Linked DNA regions of Homo sapiens: regions 1 and 2 are each linked to region 3. Evidence: read pairs that join two places in POLR2A ChIA-PET (ENCODE). Cell type or tissue: MCF 10A. All regions are shown on one strand.

Evidence for each region. ChIA-PET counts read pairs that join two places held together with the same protein. Peaks named below come from ENCODE experiments on the same cell type or tissue, not always from the same donor. Only the 100,000 strongest peaks of a DNase experiment are listed, where the experiment ranks them.
Region 1: POLR2A ChIA-PET joins it to region 3 with 5 read pairs; 1 of 35 experiments calls an interaction of 5 or more read pairs at or near these places.
Region 2: POLR2A ChIA-PET joins it to region 3 with 5 read pairs; 2 of 35 experiments call an interaction of 5 or more read pairs at or near these places.

Annotation. Positions count from the first base shown.
Region 1 is chr18:31,452,597-31,456,596 of GRCh38, reverse strand. DSG3 (desmoglein 3) reads right to left here. Exons shown (of 16, transcript NM_001944.3): 2 at 122-157. Among named protein-coding and RNA genes, the nearest start is that of DSG3, 6.9 kb to the right of the region's middle. In MCF 10A, no CTCF peak of the experiment used is centred here; a DNase peak (open chromatin) is centred at 2,346.
Region 2 is chr18:31,195,711-31,199,710 of GRCh38, reverse strand. No RefSeq gene overlaps it. Among named protein-coding and RNA genes, the nearest start is that of DSC1, 35 kb to the right of the region's middle. In MCF 10A, no CTCF peak of the experiment used is centred here; a DNase peak (open chromatin) is centred at 1,780.
Region 3 is chr18:31,009,742-31,013,741 of GRCh38, reverse strand. All of the region lies in intron 9 of DSC3 (desmocollin 3), which reads left to right. Among named protein-coding and RNA genes, the nearest start is that of DSC3, 31 kb to the left of the region's middle. In MCF 10A, no CTCF peak of the experiment used is centred here; a DNase peak (open chromatin) is centred at 2,131.

The sequences.
Region 1 (4,000 bases), 440 kb before region 3:
TTTTCACAATTAAATTATTGAATAATTTTAGAAATTAAATATTCATTTCTACTAAACACAATTTAATTTTTTTTTAAACTAAACTATTATTTTAAGTACAAAAACCTTTTTCATACTTTACCTCTATTCGCAATTCTCCATGAACCAATATGACCACCTGCAGACATTTAAATAAAGTCGAATTAAATGTGAATTCTTCAAATAAGGAATTATATACAATGAATAATCCTGATTATTATATTCTATTGTTCATATTGTGATTTGTTTCTATTTCAAAAGAAGTAAGTTTCAAGAAGCCATAATCAAAGGGTAAGTTCCTACCAGGAAAAGGAATATTACTGTCAATATAAACACATTCCACCAGTTTTTTAATTGACTACAGAATTTTGATGACATAAAGAAGAACCTATTGGACTTTGCAAAAACTATGCCTAATAGTCAGTTGCAGCAACCACACAATTCTTACCTGGCTGCTTTATACACCGTTCCTGGAAGCTATGAAAGTCATTGCTTTGGGAAACATTGGTAAGCACCATTGTGAAATGCTTCAGAAAGGGGCCACAGGGGATTATTAAAAACCTTCAGCCACCCAACTGATTTGTAGGAAGGCAATCCTGTATTAGTCCTCTACAATTACAGAACATTTTCTTTAATTGTACAAGTGAAAAGAATGGAATGGAACCAGTCTGGTTTAGAGAACAAAACGTAAAAGATGAGGATATGCTATTCCAATCACAAACCCTGTTTGCAGTGAGACATGGATCTGTTCATCTCTGCTCTATTACTTCAATTTAAATATTGAACTTAATTTTCAGAGTGGCCCCAAAAAATTAAATGACAGTAAAATGAAGCCATGTAGGCTAGGGTCTTCACCTTCTCAAGAGCATATGAGACATTCATCTGTGTCATTTTTCATCTTCTGTTCTGCCTGGCATGCATTACCTCTTTCTACTCCACCCACTTAAATATTGCTCATCCTTCCAGATCCATCAAGTTCCAACAACCTCCATGAAATTGTCTTTACTGATGTCTCTTTTTCTGAGTTTGTACAACACATATTCTGTACCATGAAATTTAGCCCATGATGGTTTACCACAGTTTATTATTTCTTGTTTTATGCACATGAAAGAATTTCTGTGCTAAGCCAGGAGTATTGTAAACTTTCCAGTTCAGTGCTATTAGGTTATTTTTTTTTTCTTGTAACCCTCACAGGTGCTTAACAAGTATTTGCTAATCCACTGATTATCGGATGAATCTGGTCGGAAAATAATGGTGGAAAATAAGTCAGAAGAAAAAAAAAACTAGAAGAGTAATAACAGTAGCTAATGTTTATTGTGTAGTTTCGGTATCAGCTGCTACTCCTAGAGCTTTATACTTACTGTTTTATGTAATACTTACAGCAGGCACCTGAAGGAGATTCTAGTATTATAATCCCTAGTATACAGATGAAGAATTGGAGATGCAAGGGAATGAATACTTTGCCCTAGCTAATGGCCATAATAGGATAGCGACCGCAGTAGCCTAACTCCAGAGCATGTACCTCACTACTACTAAATTCTTTTTTTTTTTTTTTTTGAGACGGAGTTTCGCTCTTTTTGCCCTGGCTGGAGTGCAATTTTTGCCCTGGCTGGAGTGCAATGGTGCGATCTTGACTCAATGTAAGCTTCGTCTCCCGGGTTCAAGGGATTCTCTTGCCTTAGCCTCCCGAGTAACAGGGATTACAGGCATGGGCACACCACCACACCCGGCTAATTTTGTATCTTTAGCAGAGACGGAGTTTCACCATGTTGGTTAGGCTGGTCTCGAACTCCTGACCTCAGGTGATCCACCCGCCTTGGCCTCCCAAAGTGCTGGGATTACAGGTGTGAGCCAACTACTGCTAAATTCTAACCAAAGTTGTCATAAAGAGAAAAAAAAAAAAAACAAACTAATGGTACAAAGAAAATTATATGACAGTCAATTTAGATTTCTATTTGGCAAAAGACTATGGTTGCTCTTGAAACAATGTAGATTGTTTATTTTCTAGGGTTATAATGAATAGACTAGTCCAAGTCTGAACCAAATGAGTAATTATGTCAGACATAAGATGTCAGGACTCTTCCCTTCTAGACATTCCAGCTGAAACCTTGATTCCAAAGAGTGCGTGTTCAAATTTGTCATGGAAAAGAACCATTACTTGTGGTTATAACATGTCTCAAAATTATTTTCCAACATTGTTGCTCTTTTTAAAGCAGTACCTTGAGTTACTTGGTAGAAAAGACCAGATAAATGTAGTAACTGCACAATTCCTTTCTCAGCGCATAAAAATGACTCAGCTACACATGAGAGGAGGGATGGGCCAGGCAGGCTCCCCTTTACAGGAAAACTGGAGAGTCATCCCGAAAATATGAATCATGCTTGGACTAGCCCTACAGAGAATGATTCTTCTAATACACAATAAGGTAGAATATTTGTTTTCCCAGGAAGTAGGTGATGGGAAACATTTCTGAATATTGCAATGATCTTCAGATTTTTAGAGGACAGCACAGCCTTACATTATTTAGAATAGTATTTTTTTAAAAAAATTATTTTAGTTAATATTTATATAATGGCTACTTGTTTTAGTTAATTTGCTAATATAATAATTTTGGACATTTTAAAAACAATTTATGTGTTTTTATTTGTAAATCTATTTTCATTGACAAAATTGTATATATTTATCATGTACATGTTGTTTTGAGATATGTATAAACTGTGGAATGACTAAATCAAGCCAATAAATATTTACATAGTTTTCTGACGATTTGAATGAACTAAGTTGTCTCTTTTGGTGGCCTGGATTGGAAATACCAACATGGAGAAAACCTCCCTTATCTTGAGAATTACTGTACTTTTCTTTCTTTTTGTTTTCTGGTTATTTTGTAAATTTTAATTATATGATTTTTAAAGCATTGATATAGCCTTAGTGCCTTGGTATAGATATGAATTACAAATATTATCAAAAGCAAATCTAATTATTAAATTTAAAAAATATATGAAATAAAGCAATTTGATATCCATATGCTCTATTTGTTAATAAAAATGTATATGGTTGTATCACTAAGGTTCCTATTGAATATGGTATGTACACAATAAATATAATCTGAGGATATGGGTAGCTAGATTAAACAAAAAGCAAGTATAATAGCACCTGCTCTTTAGTTTGGCCGAGATCTTGTTTGGGGTTACCTCATGCTTTAGTGTGGCAGGGGACAGAACATAAGACTATGGATTAGATGCAGGTAGCTCATCCCAGCCAGGCCTAGGGCCTGACTACACTTCTGATTTCTAGAATGGGGATTCTTGGGGAAATTTGTAGAATGAATTAGATAATTCAAATAAATCAGTCCAAATTTTAAACATGATTTTGTATTTATTAAATTTTTTTGGGAAAAATGTCATGAAATATACACAGGTAAGTAATATCATTCATATTAGCATCTTTCATAATATCTCATAGCTTTCTATATATATTGAAATTTAAAATTTAAAAACTCTGAAACATTGTGATAAACTTTGTATTTATCAAAGCAAATTCCTTAATTGAACAAAGTTGATATATATCTGATTACTTGGAAATTATTTAATTGTGAAGAATTCAATTTCCAATAACTGATTTTTAGAGTAAATTCAATTAATTTAGAAAGTTAAGCCTTGTATCATGACAGAATGCTAAGAAAAATAAATATCCCTGGATATTCTTAAATGCTCATTTGAAATGCTGTGTAGGCTGCAGTCAAGTATGATAATATAAAATTGGATACTGGATTCTGAATCACTGAATTTAAATCCAACTCCCAACCATGTACTAGCATATAACTTGGGAACATTCCTTAATCTTTCAGTTTCTTCATCTGTACAATAGGAATAAAAATTAATTTTACTTACCTTATAGGTTTGTTGTGAGGATTAAATTAATAGGTGTAAAGCACATAGGTGAGCCCAGCCCAAAGTAAGTTAGTTTTATTAAATTGCCATTTAA
Region 2 (4,000 bases), 190 kb before region 3:
CATGGCATAAAGGCCAGAAATTTCTTCAAGGAGTGAGTCACAAATGGAGACAGCTTTCACAGTAGCTTCTCTTTTGTGTACTTTGCATTTTAATAATGTCAAGCATTCTCCTATGAGGTTTGTTTCCTCCAAACTTTTCACTATTAAACTATAGGTCAGGGCTAAAGTAAACAGAGCTGTCAAACTTACATGATAAGAGATTTCCTTAAGTTGGCAGGGTTTAAACTTTCAAGACAAAGCTAGTAGCACCAAGGTAAACATGAAGGTTTTTGATTTGGATACCAATCTCTAGGAAGGCATTATGGACTTCCTCGATTATAATGTTGAAACCACCTCCACCGCACAGCTGAGAAGTTGCTAAATAGAATCAACTTATTCCTGATTATCTCAGCCAGCAATCAAGACTTTCGCCTGGGTTTGTTCTAGCCTCAGAAGACTAATGGGACAAGTCTCAACAAGGAGGAGCTATGGGCTTGGGTACGAGGGTGGAGAATTTTACAGACAGGCGCACAGAAACCATCACCAGCAGGACACTTGGGAGAGACCTGGAGGCTGTGGTGACACCCTGCTTGCTGCTTGACTCTTCAAAAAATGGTCATTGTTTGCAGGCTAGAAATGCAACATGCATCCTTTCACATCATTATTCATCACACACCTAAATCTTGCACTTTACACAACTGTCAGACATTTTAGCTCTCCCCTGGTCTAAATGTTTTGGTTTTGGAAGGGCCTTGCCATTCGAGGTACATTTAGTAAAGGTGCACTTTTATTTTCACCAAACTACTAGCTTGATATCTAAAGATGGGTTTGAAGGTGCCAATAGAATGTTTTTTGCCAGGTGACAAAGGTGGCCTATTTCTCTGACGTGGAAGCCCTGGCATTGTCACCTCATTGCAAGCTTTGAAATGAAGCTGATCATTGATAAAATGATCATTGACACTGGACTTGAAGAACAAAGACTCAAGACAGGAAAGGAGGAGGGGGTGATATCAGAGCTATTCCGACATCGGGAGAGGAAATGTTAGATCTGTAAAGCAGAATCAGTGGGTGGGAAAAAACATTTTCAATGTTACTGTCTTATTGAAGGTAGTTCTATTGCCAAGGTCCAAAGCTTAATTTCCAATAAGGAATCTGATTTGTGCTGAATAACTCACAAGGAGATGCCTTTGATTCCCATTCAAGTAAATGAAATTTAAAGACAACAAAGCAATGTCTTGTAGAAATTACTTAGATGAAATTATTCATCTTAAATGAAACACATGGCTATTTCTCTTCTTTTATTCTCCATTGTGGTTTCAATAGCTGTATAATAACATTAAGTAGGAGAGGAAAGAAAGTATGGTATTACTGTGGTCTTTCAGGGTACAAGAGAGATTATAGACAAAGATAATTTTGAAAGTTTAACAAATGATTTGTAATTTTGCCCCCTGAAATTCAGTAATGACTGATGAATACTTAATATACAACCATTTTCCAATTGTACAAAAAGTGAACATAGTTAAGGTACAGTTTAAGGATAATAAAATTAGAAAGGAATACAGTAATTTAGAGCTTTTATCACAAATAATAGTTTAGATTGAAGACAATCTAATCGACGTGTGATTCTGGGATGTTAGAATGTGCTTCTAAAATGAGATATTTCTTTTGAGAAGTAAACTCTTGATCTAGAGCTTGTGAATTTTATCTTTTCCCATGATAATAAGTGAGGGAGAGACCAAAGGGAGAAAAGCAAAGGTACGTTTCAGTTGGCAGTGTGCCAAATATACAGTGATTCACAGCGTCCTAATCAGACAGGAGTGACATCTCACTGAAAAATAAGGTTCACCCCACCCACCCTGGAAACTGTTCTTTGTTCAAGCTCAGCACACTGAAAACTACTTTCCAGACCTGTCACCATTCTCATTCTGGGTTGGCAAGGAAATTATAGAAAAATGCTGACCAAAGCAGGGGTTAAATCATTATATGACTAATCCTGGCCTTTCAGGTAGATTCAGCTATGAATGTGGTTGCTTTTTTGTTTGTTTGTTTTAATTCAAGGATTAAGCTCTTTTATTTATGGCTTTTTAATTTGTTTCACGTTTTCCTAGCAATTTATATAGCCCATATGCTTTTGATGAAAATCATAATCAACATTTCTATTTCACATCTAATTCTGTAGATTACATAGGTTAAATAACTTTATGGCTTCAGTGAACTTTAAAATTATCTCATCTAAATCCCACAATTTATGAGGGATTTGGAGGCCTTATCTACCAATCACGTAGCATTGGACAGTATTATATTGTCAGAACAAAAACCCCTTCTCCTCTACATGTACTCTGATTTTCAAGAACAGAGTTATTTCATGAGCTGTAGAAGATGAATATGCTTTGTGAATTATTGCTAATGAAATCTGCAAAAAAGATTAAACATTTGGGTTTAAAGTCACGGTTTCCTAACATGGCTGTGTATCTCAATCACCTAGGAAATTAAAAAAAAAAATTAACAAAATACAACAGTTAAAGGATCCAACACAGACTTACCTGACTCAGAATCTGTTAAGGTTGGACCCAATAATTAATATACTTAAAAAACTCAGCTGGGCGCTGTGGCTTACGCCTCTAATCCCAACATTTTGAGGGCCGAGTTGGGTGGATCATCTCAGATCAGGAGTTCGAGGGCAGCCTGGCCAACATGGTGAAACACCGTCTCTACTAAAAATACAAAAATCAGCTGGGTGTGGTGGTGGGCGTTTGTAATCCCAGCTACTCGGGAGGCTAAGGCAGGAGAATTGCTTGAACCCGGGAGGCGGGGGTTGCAGTGAGCTGAGATTGCACCATTGCACTCCAGCCTGGGCAACGAGAGCAAAACTCCATCTCAAAAAAAAAAAACAAAAACAAAACAAAACAAAACAAAACAAAATAACTCTTCAGGTATTTCTGACATAGTAAGTATGGATCAATGTTTGAGAAACACTGGGTGTTAAACAGGCACATGTTTACTTTCCACGATGGCTGGATAGAAAGTAGGCTAAAGTGTCTAGCTAAAGTATGTAGCTACACAAAGCATGCAAATATAAATTTTAGCTTGGAGAAACTTCAATAATTTTCCATTCAAGCTGTGTCTCTACAGGCTCTCTGTTGTCACTATTTTATTTATGGCATATATAAGAGAGCCTCTGAATTTCTGATATGAAAAGGCCTGCTCATTTGCTTTTTTTTTTTTTTTTTTTTTTGAGACGGAGTCTCGCTCTGTCGCCCAGGCTGGAGTGCAGTGGCGCAATCTCAGCTCACTGCAAGCTCCGCCTCCTGGGTTCACGCCATTCTCCTGCCTCAGCCTCCCGAGTAGCTGGGACTACAGGTGCCCGCCACCCCGCCTGGCTAATTTTTTGTATTTTTAGTAGAGACGGGGTTTCACCGTGGTCTCGATCTCCTGACCTCGTGATCCGCCCACCTCGGCCTCCTAAAGTGCTGGGATTACAGGCGTGAGCCACCGCGCCCAGCCTTTTCTTCCTTTTTGAGACAGGGTTTCACTCTGTCACCCAGACTGGAGTGCAGTGGCGCTATCTTGGCTCACTGCAACCTCCACCTCTCCAGCTCAAGTGATCTTCCCACCTCAGCCTCCCGAGTAGCTGGGACCACAGGAGTGTGCCACCATACGTGGCTAATTTTTGTTATTTTTTTGTAGAGATGAGGTTTCGCCATGTTGCTCAGGCCGGTCCTGAACTCCTGAGCTCAAGCAATCCACCCACTTTAGCCTCCCAAATGCTGAAAGTTTAGGTGTGAGCCACCACGCCCAGCCACTCATTTACTTTTCATGTAGGAATTTACAGCTGACTCTTTGACCAAAATAACTGTTGAAATATTTGAAAATAAGAACTTCGTGTTTTGATTAAAGCCTGAATACATGCCCAATAAGAATTAATGGAAGCTACATTTTTTAAAAGTAATAGGATGAAGATCTCTGTAGTTGCTTGGTGTCCATGAATAACATAATAAGACAGAGACCACAGCGTCTTTTC
Region 3 (4,000 bases):
AAGTTTTGATATTTATCGGTTGAATAGCAAAAAAATGGTGTTTCAGTGTAGCTGAGCATTCCTTTTATATGAAGACGCCATTGAATATATTTTATATCTTCAAGCTCACTAGTCCTGTCTTTTAGCCAGCTTTCTATGTTTTGCTCTTCTTATCTATTAACTATTTATTTATAAGAGTTTTACGGAAGGAAATATTTTTGCAAATATTTTTACCAATTTTTATTGTTTTATAAGTTTGCTTGTGTTGGTTTTTGACCTCCAGGATTTGTTTTGTTGGCAGGGCTTGCTTGGTCACAATTTATCAGAGGCTTCTGTGGTTGTGAGATTTGTGTCATTATCATGGTATTGACATTATGAAAGCATTTTATCTGAAATTCTTCTACATTATTATTGTTTAATTATCTATCCAGTTAAATTTTTGATCTGTATGAAATTTATCCTAGAACAATTGTGATATGAATCAAATTTTAGTTTTTGTATCTGTTCCAATTCATGTTTTGACATATTTTCTTTGTCATAAAATAAGATACATGTATATTTGAGTTTGTTATTGACATTCTCTTTTGTACCGTTAATTTATTGTTTATTAATTAGCATCTATATGCTGCTGTATTATTGCTAGCTATTTAAGAATATCAAATGTATAATATGCATTTTAGTATTTGCAGTGTTCCATGCCACTCTTACCTAGTGATCTTCCTTTGTGGATTTTTTTCTTATGAATATCTTCCTTGTTTGTTCTTCCATGTGAACTTTCAAATCAGCTCCTAAGTTTAAAAATATCTCTTTTGATGTTTTTACAATTATATTAATTTCATAGAAAGAGTAGGAGAGAATTAGCATTTTTCTCCTAAGTCATAGCCAAGATTGTAATTTCATTTTTTTCAGCTGTTTTGTCTAATTTCTGTCTAGGATTTACATCCATATCCACAAAAAGGATTTACCATAGTTTTTCCTTTTCTATAATTGCTATTAAGTTTTTACTATCAATTTTATGCTTGCTTCATAAAACTAATTTATTTCCTTCTTTTTTTCCATCTCTGAAACAGTGTCCCACAAAACTTCCCAAAAAACATTGAATTAAAAGATTTATTTATCTTTCCAAAACAAGCCCATGTGGTTGTTATTCTAATTCTTCTCATTTCCAGATGAGTAGACTGAATCAAAGAGAAATAACATGCTGCAGTCCATACAGCTAGGATAGGTGATTTGTACCCCACAGTCAGGTGTTGAATGTCCAGACTATCTAGGAGAGATAACTCTGTTCATACAGCCAAGATACAAACCCAGATCTCTCTGGTGGGGAGCTCTTATTCATAATCCCTGAGCTGTTCTCCTTCTGGCTTGGTATCCTTGCTTCTCTTATGTCGCCTCTTTTCCATACTTGAGTTACTTAGCTTGATAAAGCCATTACTTCATTTGCACAAGAGGATCTTCTCTTCTTGCAACCTTAATTCATTTCTACTTTTGGGAGTTTACTTTTTAAATTATATTTTTCTTCTGACATTACTAGCTCCTTTGCTAATCGTACCTCCTCTTTTCCTTTGAGTCATTCATAGTCTGCTAACATTTTGATTAATAAAATTTGCTTTTGCCATGTTGTGTTATCCTTTTCATATTTTATCCAAACCCTTAGAAAAGCTGAATTATTATCACAGGGCTCCTTTGATAGCCATGCTAGTCTTTGAAAGTATCTTATTCTTTTCCTTGGGAAAGAGTTGTGATTGTGTGGTTAAATCATGTCTTTAAGTACTTTTTTTTTTTTTTTTTTTGGAGATGGAGTACTTTTAAGTACTTTTTTTTTTTTTTTCTTTTTTTTGGAATTTGCTGTCGCAATTCTCCTGCCTCAGCCTCCCAAGCAGCTGGGACTACAGGCGCATGCCTCCATGCCCGGCTAATTTTTTGTATTTTAGTAGAGATGGGGTTTCACCGTGTTGCCCAGGCTGGTCTCGAACTCCTGAGCTCAGGCAATCCGCCCGCCTTGGCCTCCCAAAGTGCTAGGATTACAGACGTGAGCCACCGTGCCTGGCATCTTTAAGTACTTTTTAATCTCAGTGAGTCATCTTTTATTTGAAAATCAAACACTGTATAATCATGGTGTTCAAAATCCATGTTTCTGTCATGTAGGCTATGTACCTAATGATGACTAACCTTTTGAGTACTGATTAAAGAATGACATCACTATGTTGTTAACTCTAAAGGAATCCTCCTCTTCCAATGCCCTGGTTCTTCCTTGCTAGTCAGAATTATATCCAGGGAAAGAGTGCATGTTATTCATTCCTTTATACCTCAAAGAGTTAAGTAATCAGTAGGCCAAACCAAGAATTGCTCTGGTATACTTTTAGCTGAATAAAGCTTGCAAACATTGTCTTACTAGTTAGCGTCTCCTTTTATTGCAATATATTGGCTGTTAACAAAAACATACAGCATTTATTCCCTTCATTCGCCTCTGTGACAGCTTGAGAGATTACTCAGAATTTAGTGTAAAGCCTTATTTTATGCTGTAGTGTTAAATGTCATTCTTACAACAATTTCACAGAAGAGAAGAGTTAAAGAGACTAAATAACTTTCCCAATGCCACACAGCTAGGATGTAGTGTAGACAGAATTTGAACCTAGCTCTTTGACTCTAACTATACGCTGTCAAGCACTATGTTAAATTGTTTTCCACAGCTGTGTGATCTTGGAAAGTTGGCCTCTGTGTTATCTGTAAAATGGGAACAATACTTCTTTCTGCCTCCCTAATAGCTCTTCAAATATAATATTGAACGTAACAGCACTTGGTAAACTGTGGGATATTATTATTTTATTTTAAAAAGTTATGCTATGTCCTTGAGACTAGTGTTATAATGTTCCAAAATAGATAACTTTTCTGTAACCACAAAGCATGAGTGATACAGGCTTTTGCTGTGTTCTGGGTAAACTCATTCCACCTCAGTGGCTTCTGTCCATTGGAGCAGCAGCAGTGACGCATATGGGCTTGAGTGAGGATAGTATTATTCTTGGTCCTTCTCAACATGGAGAGTCCTCAGCTCCATTTCCACAACTATACATTTTCTAGGGAGTTGTTAACATCTCAGTGCAGATGTGGGATATTTTTAAGCACTTTTTTTAAGTGGCGAAACAAAAACGTACCCTGAGGTGGAAGAGAATTTACAGGCTTTCCTATTAATTAATGAGATTAACTAATCCCATTAATCTTTAGGATTTCATCTCACCAGATTTTTAATTTTGGAGAGTTTTAAGCTACTAAAACAATATCCATCTTAAGCCTCGAAAAATGGGACAAAGAAACTCCAAGGCTTCAGCGAGTGTTTCTGGATTGAATAGTTGCACCTCCTCCAGTGCAGCAGCTGTTCTCTAAATTTCCATCCATTTCTCATTGCCAGCAGTTGCTCTTACTCTCTGTGTGATCACACCAGCACATGAAATGTGTGAAACAGTATTCATCAGCATCAAACGAACAGATATTAATATTTTTTTCCTTGACTCTCCAGTTTGTGGGATATACATACAAAATAAAAAAAGGTTTTACATATGTTTTGTAGATTCTAAGATTCAGAAACTTTCTTGACTTTTTAGTGGACTCGTGATACTAATGTCTTACTCTGTTAATACCTAGGTGTGGAGAAAGATTTAAAATAATTTTATTCACCAGTTTTGATTTTGTTCAATGTTTAGCCAGTGATTGTTTTGATAAGCAGAAAGAGAAATTGAAGAAAAAGTGCTTCAACTTTATAGTACAGTGTAACATAATGTTTTATGGGTTTTACTTGATTTGTTATCTAAAACTGAATTTTAGTCAAAGATTGATTTGGAAATTTTTTAGAGATCAGTGAGCCAATTAAGCAGCACACGATAGCAGAGGGATTATAGCGTAGGCTAAGGAAATGGACTCAGGTCAGACTACCTGGCTTCAAATTCAAGCTCAAATGATTATCTTTTGGTCTTAAAAAAAAATCAGTTTATCTCCTTTTCCCGTTTTCTGCTCTGTAAAATGA